Linked DNA regions of Homo sapiens: region 1 is linked to region 2. Evidence: read pairs that join two places in POLR2A ChIA-PET (ENCODE). Cell type or tissue: OCI-LY7. All regions are shown on one strand. Each heading gives the region's core, and the rest is flanking DNA. Links, peaks and the distances in the headings are about the cores only. Region 1 overlaps RAPGEF3 (Rap guanine nucleotide exchange factor 3). Region 2 holds the start of LOC124900322 (small nucleolar RNA SNORA64/SNORA10 family).

The links. ChIA-PET counts read pairs that join two places held together with the same protein. Peaks named below come from ENCODE experiments on the same cell type or tissue, not always from the same donor. Only the 100,000 strongest peaks of a DNase experiment are listed, where the experiment ranks them.
Region 1: POLR2A ChIA-PET joins it to region 2 with 8 read pairs; 2 of 35 experiments call an interaction of 5 or more read pairs at or near these places.

What each region holds. Positions count from the first base shown.
Region 1 is chr12:47,748,379-47,753,753 of GRCh38, reverse strand. It overlaps RAPGEF3 (Rap guanine nucleotide exchange factor 3), which reads left to right. Exons shown (of 28, transcript NM_001098531.4): 3 at 1,785-1,838; 4 at 1,925-2,031; 5 at 2,234-2,355; 6 at 2,538-2,706; 7 at 3,329-3,413; 8 at 3,764-3,824; 9 at 3,937-4,013; 10 at 4,218-4,364; 11 at 4,823-4,935; 12 at 5,212-5,300. Among named protein-coding and RNA genes, the nearest start is that of RAPGEF3, 7.8 kb to the left of the region's middle. RefSeq lists enhancers at 1-268, 753-1,294. In OCI-LY7, for the core only: no CTCF peak of the experiment used is centred there; DNase peaks (open chromatin) are centred at 2,053 and 3,173.
Region 2 is chr12:47,346,128-47,351,502 of GRCh38, reverse strand. It overlaps LOC124900322 (small nucleolar RNA SNORA64/SNORA10 family), which reads left to right and starts at 5,206; the gene lies at 5,206-5,337. In OCI-LY7, for the core only: no CTCF peak of the experiment used is centred there; no DNase peak of the experiment used is centred there.

The DNA.
Region 1 (5,375 bases), core at 144-5,143, 400 kb before region 2:
GGGCCACCTGGGCATTTTGATATGAACAACAAGTCATTAGCACTCAGGCACTGTTTGTTCCGACACAGGGGGCTGGCTGGGTAGCATTCCTGCCCTTCCTCCCTTCCCTGGCTCCTCCTCCTTCTCATTTCCTGTCGTTAAGTCTCCAGGGCTCTGTGTCTGGCACTGGGCTGGGCCCCATGACCCGGGCAGGGATACCCTTGGGACACCTAGTGACTTCCGCCCAGCCCTGGGCCAGGCGCCTGCACATGCCAGACCTCAGGCCTCTGCTTGGGCACGCAGTGCCAAGATGCCTGTGCCCAGGGCCCTGCCAGCACCAGGACTGGTTGTACTGCAACTCCCCAGCAGGTCCTTTTCAGGGACCTGAAGCCAGATGGGAAGCTAGGAGAGAGGTGGCTGGTGAGGGGAGAGGAAAGGGGCAGGTGGGGTGGGTGTAGGGAGACTGAGAATGGGAGCACTTCTGGGTGGGAACTTGAACTTCTCCACAGCTGTCTGGCTGTCCGAAGTATGCGCAACTGAGTTACACAAGGTACCTCACCTCCAGGCTTTTATTTCCTTGTAAGTGACAGAGGACAGACAATGCCTGCTCTGCCTATTTCACATCTGATCCTATTTTACATGAGATCCAATGAAATCAAGGGGGCGATTGTGCTTTGTAAACTGTAAAGTGCTTTGTAAACTGTAAAGTGAGCCCTTTGAGAGGGCTCGTAGATGGTAGAGCATCCTGTCCAGAGATGTCCACAAACCCCAGATTCTCAGGTGGTAGGAAGAGAAGGGTCGTGAGGGGCTTTCATGGCCATTATTCCAGGGCGTACAGGCCCGGGAGTTCCAAATGGCTTGTTACCAAGGGCAGGGAATCCTTACTAAGCAGTGTTTCCATGATAAAGTGCGTCTTCCTGAGCCAGTCCTGTGTGCCACCAAGGACTTATTCACTCTCGCAGGGCACAGGCTAGCAACATCTCAGAGAAGAAAGACGCTTTCCAGCAAGCAGCCCCACCCTAATGCCTCACAGATGAGTACTAGCTAACATGTGCATACAACTATATGCCAGGCAATGCTTTAAACATTCGATGTGTAGCAACTCATTTAATTCTCCCAAAACCTCATGAGTCGGTATTATTAGTGCTTTGTAGATTTTACAGTTCAGGAGACTCAGGTAGGGAGGGAGAGGTTAAATCATTTGTTTCAGGTCACATCTGCCATCAGTGGGGAAGCAGAGATTTTAATCCAGGAGCCTGGCTCCAGGGTTTGTGTTTTGACAACCAGGCTGATCCGAGGCCCAGAGATGGCAAGACACCTGCTCATGGGCCTGTGGAAGGACACAGAACCTGGCTGGGGATCAGGTCTGTGACCCCAGCCCAGGAGCGGATGTTCCCAGGCCTCCTGAGCTGCTCACATCCTGGCTCCCATCTCCCAGGTCTTCTTATCTCATGTCCTCATGCTCCTTCCAGCTCCCTCACTTCTTTCCCCCAACAGGGGCAGTTCACCTGGGGGCATGGGCACACCTGGGCCCTGAGTAAGCAGAATGGGTGTCTTAGGGCTCTCAACTGTAGGGAGGCAGTCCTTGAGTTGGGTTTGGTGATCAGGATGGCAGGGTGGGAAGAGGCGATGCCCGGGGCACAGGGTGCTGAGTGAATATTTGTTTATTTGCTGAAGGAGTGGCCACATGGATGCATTTGGGGTTGGGGCCTAGGCAAGAGTGGGAGTGATGGGGGAGGGGAGGTATCCAAGAGCTGGGCTTGAAGACCTCACACTGATGTGCACGCTTTCCCTGCTGCCCCCAGACACCACTCACCAACAGCGAGGAGTCCCTGGATTTCAGCGAGAGCCTGGAGCAGGTAGAAGCCTGGGCAGGGTGGAGCTGGGACAGGCAGCACCATGAGGGGTTCAGAGCCTGAACTGCTGTGCCCTTCCTCCCTCTAAGGCCTCCACAGAGCGGGTGCTCAGGGCTGGGAGGCAGCTGCATCGGCATCTGCTGGCCACCTGCCCAAACCTCATCCGAGACCGGAAGTACCACCTTAGGCTCTATCGGTGAGTGGAGGCCCTGCTGCCTCCTTGCCCAGCCTCACTGCTTTCTCTCCGTTCCACTTTATGTCAGGCACCTGGGCCTCACCCTGCTTCTAGCACAGGGACGAACCAGGCTTGGGCCTCAGAGGGTGCCTTTCTAATGCATAGTTCCTCCCTCTCCCTGCCACCCTCCTTCCACTGGCCTGTCCCCTTCTACCTTCCATAGGCAGTGCTGCTCTGGCCGGGAGCTGGTGGATGGGATCTTGGCCCTGGGACTTGGGGTCCATTCCCGGAGCCAAGTTGTGGGAATCTGCCAGGTGCTGCTGGATGAAGGTGCCCTCTGCCATGGTGAGCCCGAGCCCAGGGTGGGGTGCCCCGGGCTGGGCTGGGCAGTGAGGGGGACAGGACAGGGCAGTCCTGGGAAGCAGGCACTACTTGGGGAGTGCTGAGGGGTGGCATCGCAGTGGGGTTTCATACCCACATAGCCTCAATTTCCTCTCCTCCCCCACGCCTGGGCCTCTGCCCCCCAGTGAAACACGACTGGGCCTTCCAGGACCGAGATGCCCAATTCTACCGGTTCCCCGGGCCCGAGCCCGAGCCCGTGAGAACTCATGAGATGGAGGAGGAGTTGGCCGAAGCTGTGGCCCTGCTCTCCCAGCGGGGGCCTGACGCCCTGCTCACTGTGGCACTTCGAAAGCCGTGAGTCAGAATCCCTGCACCCCGTGACCCCAGGCCTCACACAGCACTCAGATTTCACGGTTTCTCAGATTGATCTCTGGGGGCATCCCTTACCTGTTGTGGAGGGAAGGGAACCTGGCTGGCCCAGAAGCCCCTGGCGCTGACTGCCACGGACTCACTGTGTGACCTGGATCCCTCCACACTCCCAAACCCCCCCAAGTCAGTTTCTTCCTCTGTAGATGAGGATGTTGGACCAGGGGGATCTCTGAGGACCCTTCCCACTCAGAGACACAGTTGTGGCTGAAAGCAAGTGGGTTTTGGAAACTGCAGTCCGGTGGGTCCAGGTTCAAATTCCAGCTGGACTGGCTACTGGCTGGGTGACCTTGAGCCTCCTCATGCTAGTTCCTGTTCTGTCAAGTGAGGATGATAGAACCACTCCTTAGGGTTGTTGTGAAACAATGCATGCAAAATGCTCATCACAAGCGCTGCCACATGTGCGCACTCAGTAAAGGTTAGCTGCTGCTGATAACTGTCACTGCTGAGGCACCGTCTGGCACAGGCATCGGCTGGGTGGGTGGAGTGGCTCCCTGCACCTGACGGGCCCACAGTTCACAGTGTGCTCCCATTCCTCCTGTCCCTGCAGCCCAGGTCAGCGCACGGATGAAGAGCTGGACCTCATCTTTGAGGAGCTGCTGCACATCAAGGCTGTGGCCCACCTCTCCAACTCGGTCAGTCCTGCCCCTCCCAGCCCTGCCCCGTACCAGGCATCTTCTCTTCCTGTGACTTCCCTGAAACTCCAACTGCTGGGCCAGAGGGCATTTCTCCACTTCCATCTATGGCTGGAAATTTTCAGTCTGATTTCTTGCCCCCGGCGCTGCCCTGTCTGAAAATCCTTCCGCCTCTCTCAGCCCATTTTCTCCACTTGCTTTGTCTCCTGCTGAATCCTGGGAACACCTGACCTGGCCACATCTTTGTCCCCCAGCACTTGTGTCTTTGGACCTAACCACACCCCTAGCAAAAGCCTGGCTGCTCTGCACATGAACTTGTCGCCACCGACTCTCCTATCTCCACCACACAGGTGAAGCGAGAATTAGCGGCTGTTCTGCTCTTTGAACCACACAGCAAGGCAGGGACCGTGTGTAAGTCCAGCAGGGCATAAGAAGCCAGGCACAGGGCCTGGACATGGGCAGAAGGATGTGTGAAGGAATGGTAGGTGCCAGGAGGGCCCGGTCTGAGGTATGCTTCTGTCAGTGTTCAGCCAGGGGGACAAGGGCACTTCGTGGTACATTATCTGGAAGGGATCTGTCAACGTGGTGACCCATGGCAAGGTGAGCCCTCCCTCCTCCCCACCCCAGTGCCCTGGGTCCTAACTGCTCCCTGGTCCATGTCCTCATGGGCAGTGCCTTTGTTGATCTACTGCTGCTGACCCCGTGTCTCCTGTGTGGGTTGTTCTCCTGCCGTGGGTCTGTCCTGGCAAGAGCTGGGGGCGGCAGGGGCGGCAGGGGCGGGCTGAGACTGAGGCCTGGCTGCAGGGGCTGGTGACCACCCTGCATGAGGGAGATGATTTTGGACAGCTGGCTCTGGTGAATGATGCACCCCGGGCAGCCACCATCATCCTGCGAGAAGACAACTGTCATTTCCTGCGTGTGGACAAGCAGGACTTCAACCGTATCATCAAGGTGCTGCTGCTGGGGTTGGGGAGGGCAGGGGCCATTCGTCCAGAGAAGTGATGTGGAGAGAGGAGTAGGGACCAGAGCAGAGGGCCTGTAAGAAGCAGGGCAGGTAAGAGATGCTGGGCTATGACAGCTGGCAGTGGGACCATAGCCCTGGGTGTGTGTGAGAAGGTGAAGCCCATAAGGCACAGAAGGAGTTCAGTGAGACCAGTGACTTCAGGCTCAGTGTGGGAGACCAGGGGAAGGATGGGCATGCAGGGGGCGGGGGACTAGGCTGTGGGGGAGGCAGGATGCATGGAAGGTAGGGAAGGCTGAGGAGGTGGAGCCAAAGTCGGAGGTGGGAGAAGGGCTGTGGGTCCCTGTGGGACCCTCATGGGGCTCAGGGGCTGGAATGAAGGAGGTAGATGAGAGGGTCTAAAGCTGGAACATCATGAGTTGAGCATGGGATGTGGCCTGTTCTCCAGGATGTGGAGGCAAAGACCATGCGGCTGGAAGAACATGGCAAAGTGGTGCTGGTGCTGGAGAGAGCCTCTCAGGGCGCCGGCCCTTCCCGACCCCCAACCCCAGGCAGGAACCGGTAATACACCTGCCATGCTCCCTCTCCACACTGTCCCTCCTTTCATTTCCCAATCTTTGCTCCCTTCCCCTGTGTCATATCCCTGCCCTCTGGCCACTTGTGGATGGAGAGGTATTGAGGGACCAGGATGTGCCTGCTGAGCCAGTCTCCTCCCTGCCCTAAGGTGGGACAGGGCTGGCTAATGGAGAAAAATGATGTAATTGATTATTGATGTCTGCCCAGGTGTGGGAGTGGGGAGTAGTGGCACCAGTGCCAAAGATTGGCCATTTCTGCTAGGTATACAGTGATGTCTGGCACCCCAGAGAAGATCCTAGAGCTTCTGTTGGAGGCCATGGGACCAGATTCCAGTGCTCATGACCCAACAGGTAAGGGCAAGAGACACCCTGCCTGCTTTCTGACTCATTGGGTGGTCCATGGAGCCTGGGAGAGAGCCAGGTACC
Region 2 (5,375 bases), core at 78-5,077:
TTCTGCTCTATAACAGAATACCTGAGACTAGGTAATTTATTAAAAAACAAAAACAAAAATTTATTTCTTATACATGCTGAGCATCCCAAATCTAAAAATCCAAAATCCAAAATGCTCCAAAATCTGAAACTTTTGAACGCTGACAAGAAATACTCACTGGAGCATTTCAAGTTTCAGATTTGAGATGCTCCACCAGTCAGTATAATGCAAACACTAGCAAGATTCTAGAATGGATGACTGAGTGATTATTTATGTGTATTTACATAGGTGGGAGACAGCCATTAGTAGCCCTCTAGGGCCTACTAATTTGTTGTGTTCCATACCTCTGGAAACCTGATTATTGCAAGGGTCAGATCTTAGCAGCTGAGAAAAGAGCCAATGTGGGATATCTTGAGAATAAATGTCTGAGAAACCTGTCCCAAATCAGAATGGATATTTTAGGCTGGCATATAGCCCCCTATTCCTTTAAAGTTCATGCATATACTTCACTTCCCTGATGGAAAAGGCTATAAATCTGGAAGGATCACAGATATCTCATTTAATTTGCTGAAGACACTTAGGACTCAGAATGGTGCAGATTGCTGTGTCTGGGGTTGCATAGCTGACGGGTTGCGGAACTGGGACTGCAATTCAGATCTTTCAGCCTGCCATCAGGTGAGGGCTTTTCTAAGCATCACTGCCCCAAAGGATGGAATGAATGCCTTCCATGGCTGTGGATCATCTGGGCAGGGGTAATTATTGCCTCTCTTCTCAGGATGGAGGATTGACAGACAATCATCCAAACACTCATTCTCTGGCCACTGTGTGACCAATGGCAAGCATCTGTGAAGCACTGAAAGGCTGGGGAAAGAGGGTAAGGGAGTTAGGGCTCTAAGTAGCGTCGGCGACACCAGAGCTGTGCCAGAGCCTTCTGGTGTCCTTTATCTTCATATTCTCTTTCCAGTTCAAGCTACAAACTGTGTCTTGAAACTGTTGTTTCAGTATAAGGCACGGTATCTTAAATTTGTTAAAGTTTGCCTGAATAAATTTAAGCATGACTACTTTTAAGCATCTAGTTCACCTCTAAGAAAATCCAACTAAATCAAAAAGAAATCTGAAAAGAAAAATAACTAAGCCCACTTCACTGGCATTCACTAAATCACCACTTGTAAAGTGTCTGGCTCTCACTATGCATTTTACATGCATTGTTTAAAATCCTGACCACAATCTTATGACATAGAGATTACTTTTATTTTAAGGATAAGGAAATTGAGGCTCAGAGGGTTATCATACACTAGCAGGAAGTGGAACTTCTGAGAGTTGAACTCTCATGTTCCTCCCACTCTGATACATACTCTCTATTCACCCAACAAATATGTGTTAATTTTTTTTTTTGGAAGCATCATAGAAATTGTACCTCAAGTACTTGGAAAGACATTTGTTAAAGAAATAGAAACTTAGAGTCTGAGATCAGCCTGGCCAACATGGTGAAACCCCATCTCTACTAAAAATACAAAAATCAGCCTGGCATGGTGGTGCACGCAATCCCACCTACTCAGGAGGCTGAGGCAGGATAATCGCTTGAACCTGGGAGGCAGAGATTACAGTGAGCTGAGATCGTGCCACTGCACACCACCCTGGGCCTGGGCCACAGAGCTAGACTCTGTCTCAAAAAAAAAAAAAAGGAACTCATTTTTAAAGGCAGGCCAATACCATGTTCTATAAAATAAAATAGGTTTATAGATGCTTAAAGGGAAGTACTACTTCTGAAAAAAACAATGTGGTTTCCAGAGAAAGGTTATTTAGCCATTGATGAGGTTCTGGGACTTTATTAACCTTAATAAATGTAAGTTTGACTTTTAAAATTAAGCAAGAATAATGCAAAACTGAGGACAACTCCTGGCCCAGAGTAGAGTGTTGCCCATGGCTGGTGGATACATCATTGTAATGACACTGAGCATTCAGAAGGGCTAGTGAATATTTCAGTCTGAAGTTAACAGGAAATCAACTGTAAGGCTAATTTGTTACTGTACTAGGACACTATTTTACTGAATATAAATTACCTCTTTGGGTAGATATTTCTAGGAAAGAGATTACATTTCTCCTTGCCACATTTCTCTGCAAAGTGTTCCAAGTAACTGTCTACAGCAGAGGTTGGCAACCCTTCTGTAGCATAAATGTAGCCTGAGACAATATGTGAAAGAAAGAGAGTGGCTGTGTTCCAATAAAACTTTATTTAGAAAATGACAGAGGTGGGGAAAGGGGGCTGTAGTTTGCCCATCCCCGAACTACAGTATTAGTAAGCATTGGGTAATAAATGTCACTTCTACTTAAATGTCCAAGAGACCTGCAAAGCAAAGAATCCAAGTGCGTGTATTATTTTTTTAAAATCTCATTATGGATATTAGAGCATTCAAAGCCAACATAGAAAGTTACATTTCTTTAATGTGACTATTACCACCCTTGTTTTAAATGATTTGGATGAAACCTTTGGTGTTAACTTACCAGTTTTATTTTTTAGTAGCTCTGTATAAACCTAAAAAAGAATTGCCTTGAACAGTTTGGGCTGCTATAATAGAATACCACAGGCTGTGTGGCTTCAACAACAAACATGTATTTCTCGCAGCTCTGGAAGCTGGTGAATTGCCCTCTTCTTGGTTTGTAGAAGACTGTCTTTTTGTGTATTCTTACATAGTCCAGAGAGATCATCTCTCTTACTTATCTTCTTATAAGGGCACTAATCCCACTCATGAGGGCTCCCCTCTTATGACCTAATCACCTCCCAATGTCCCACCTCCTAATGTCATCACAGAGGGGGCTATAATTTCGACATATGAACTTGGCAGGGACACATTCAGCCTATAACAAGAATCTAGATGCCAGTGGTTGAAAGAGGCTAGGATGACCTTCCAGGTGTCTGCAATCATACAACTGATAGCAGTGCTACATCAGTATGTGGTTAATAGGTGATAAGCATCTTTCCAACTTATATATTATGCCATCTCTGACACTCTTATCGTTTTGCAGATTAGTGGCAGGCTAATTTCATTTGAATGAGTTATTGGAATTTTCTATGGCCAAAGTATATGGTAACTCTTATAAAATATTTCTTATGACTAAGCAATATTTCATGAAGGTTCCTGTTTGTTTTTGTTTGTTTGTTTTGGGGCATGTGTGTGTGTGTGTGACCACTGAATGGAATTATTTTTTAGTTAGCCCATAATAATATATTCAATAATGTTTAGTGAAGTTAATAAATTGAGTCAATTACAACTTCCTTCCCTAGAGATTCTTTTCAGGGTTGTGTTTCTTATTAAAAGTGATGACCAGGGCTGGGCATGGTGGCTCACACCTGTAATCCCAGCACTTTGGAAGGCCGAGGTAGGTGGATCACCTGAGGTCAGGAGTTTGAGACCAGCCTGGCCAACAGGGTGAACCCTCATCTCTACTAAAAATACAAAAATTAGCTGGGCATGGTGGTGGGCTCCTGTAATCCCAGCTACTTGGGAGGCTGAGGCAGGAGAATCACTTGAACCCAGAGGCAGAGGCTGTGGTGAGCCGAGATCATGCCATTGCACTCCAGCCTAGGTGACAGAGTGAAACTCCGTCTCAAAAAGAAAAAAAAAAAAAAATATGACCAAGCCTGGTGTCTCATGCCTGTAATCCTAGCACTTTAGGAGGCCAAGGTGGGAGGATCACTTAGGACCAGGAGTTTGAGACCTGCCTGGGCAACATGGTAAAACCCTGTCTCTACAAAAAAATACAAAATTTAGGTGGGTGTGGTAGCAAACAACTGTAGTCCCAGCTACTTGGGAGGCTGAGGTAAGAGAATCACTTGAACCTGGGAGATGGAGGCTGCAGTGAGCCATGATCACACCACTGTACTCCAGCCTGGGCAATAGAGTGAGACCCTGTCTCAAAAAAAAAGAAAAATTAGCTGGACTAGAGTATCACTTGGTCCCAGGAGTTCAAGGTTACAGTGAGCTATGAGCACACCACTGCACTCTAATCTGGCTGACAGAGTGAGAACCTGTCTCCAATAACTAATAATAATAATAATTTTAAAATATAAAATGACACATAGTTTACATATTTTTCTTAAGTTGTGATGGAGAACCTTCATAATAATATGAAAAATCCAATATATTATTCCTTAGGGTCTTAGTTATTAATCTCATTATGATGTCATAACAGATGTTGGCACTCAGCTCTAGGTAGAGAGAAGAGGTGGCATTGACAATTTAAAAATGATTTTAAAATCAGTCATTTTCTAATTCTATTTAGTAGTAACAGTAGCACTGTAGTAATTGCTGCAGTAGTAGCAGTTAACATTTACTGAGTTCTAACACATAAAAAACTGTACTAAACACTACACATATATATCATTTAATCCCCAAAATAGCTAATGTTGGAGGTATAATTTTACAGATGAGGAAATGAAATGGCAAGAGGTTACAAAATGTATCCAAAGTTAGAGGACTCAAACCAAATCAGTCTGATAGCAAAGTCACTGCTTTTAACTACAATGTCAGTGATCTCAAAGTGTGGTCCCCAGACCAGCAGCATCAACATCACCTGAGAATGTGTTAGGAATGCAGATTCTCAACCCTCATCCCCATCAGCTGAATCAGCAACTCTGGAGGTGGGGACACATTTGTCACATTCTCTCTAGGTAATTCCAAAGTCCACTGACATTTGACAACCTCTGTACTATGCTAAGCTGCATTTAGAAGAAGTACCAAACACTGAGTAAACATTAGTTGTGCAATTAAGCAAATGCGATAACAGGAGAGAACTACCCAGCACAGCACAGAGCTCACAGTGAGCAGTAGCTTATAATAGTTTATTTCTGTTATATTAATACCCACCACATCTGTCTATTGTGAAGTTAGATTATTAAAAACTGTTCCTGAACTGCTATCTGCATTCTAAGTTGGGAGGGGAGAAGCCCAGCACACTGTACTTAGAAAGAAATTATCCTTCCGGGCCAACGAAGATCTTGAGCAATTGTTTTTTAGCTAAAAAACTAATTCCACATTTTGTATTCATCAAAATGCCCATTGCTTTATCTGGATTTGAGGGTAGGAGAAATCCACATATTTGACAACATTCCTTTGAATGAAACTAAGAAGTAATGTTGGTAGTGGTGGCCTGAGTGATACATGTGATTGTGGCAGAGATTAATGGTGACCAAAGAAACTTAACAAGTTTTAAAATTATAAAATAGGCCTCTCAGTGCCGCTTAATCACACAGGTCCAGTGTGTGCTTGGTGTCTTTTCTGGGAGGCAGAGGAAGGCTCTCCTAATCACAACAGACCTGCCCAGAAGGGCCTCTCTATTTCTAGGAGTATGATAGCTTTTGGGGGGAAAAAAAAGAAAATAATGGATGCTGCCGG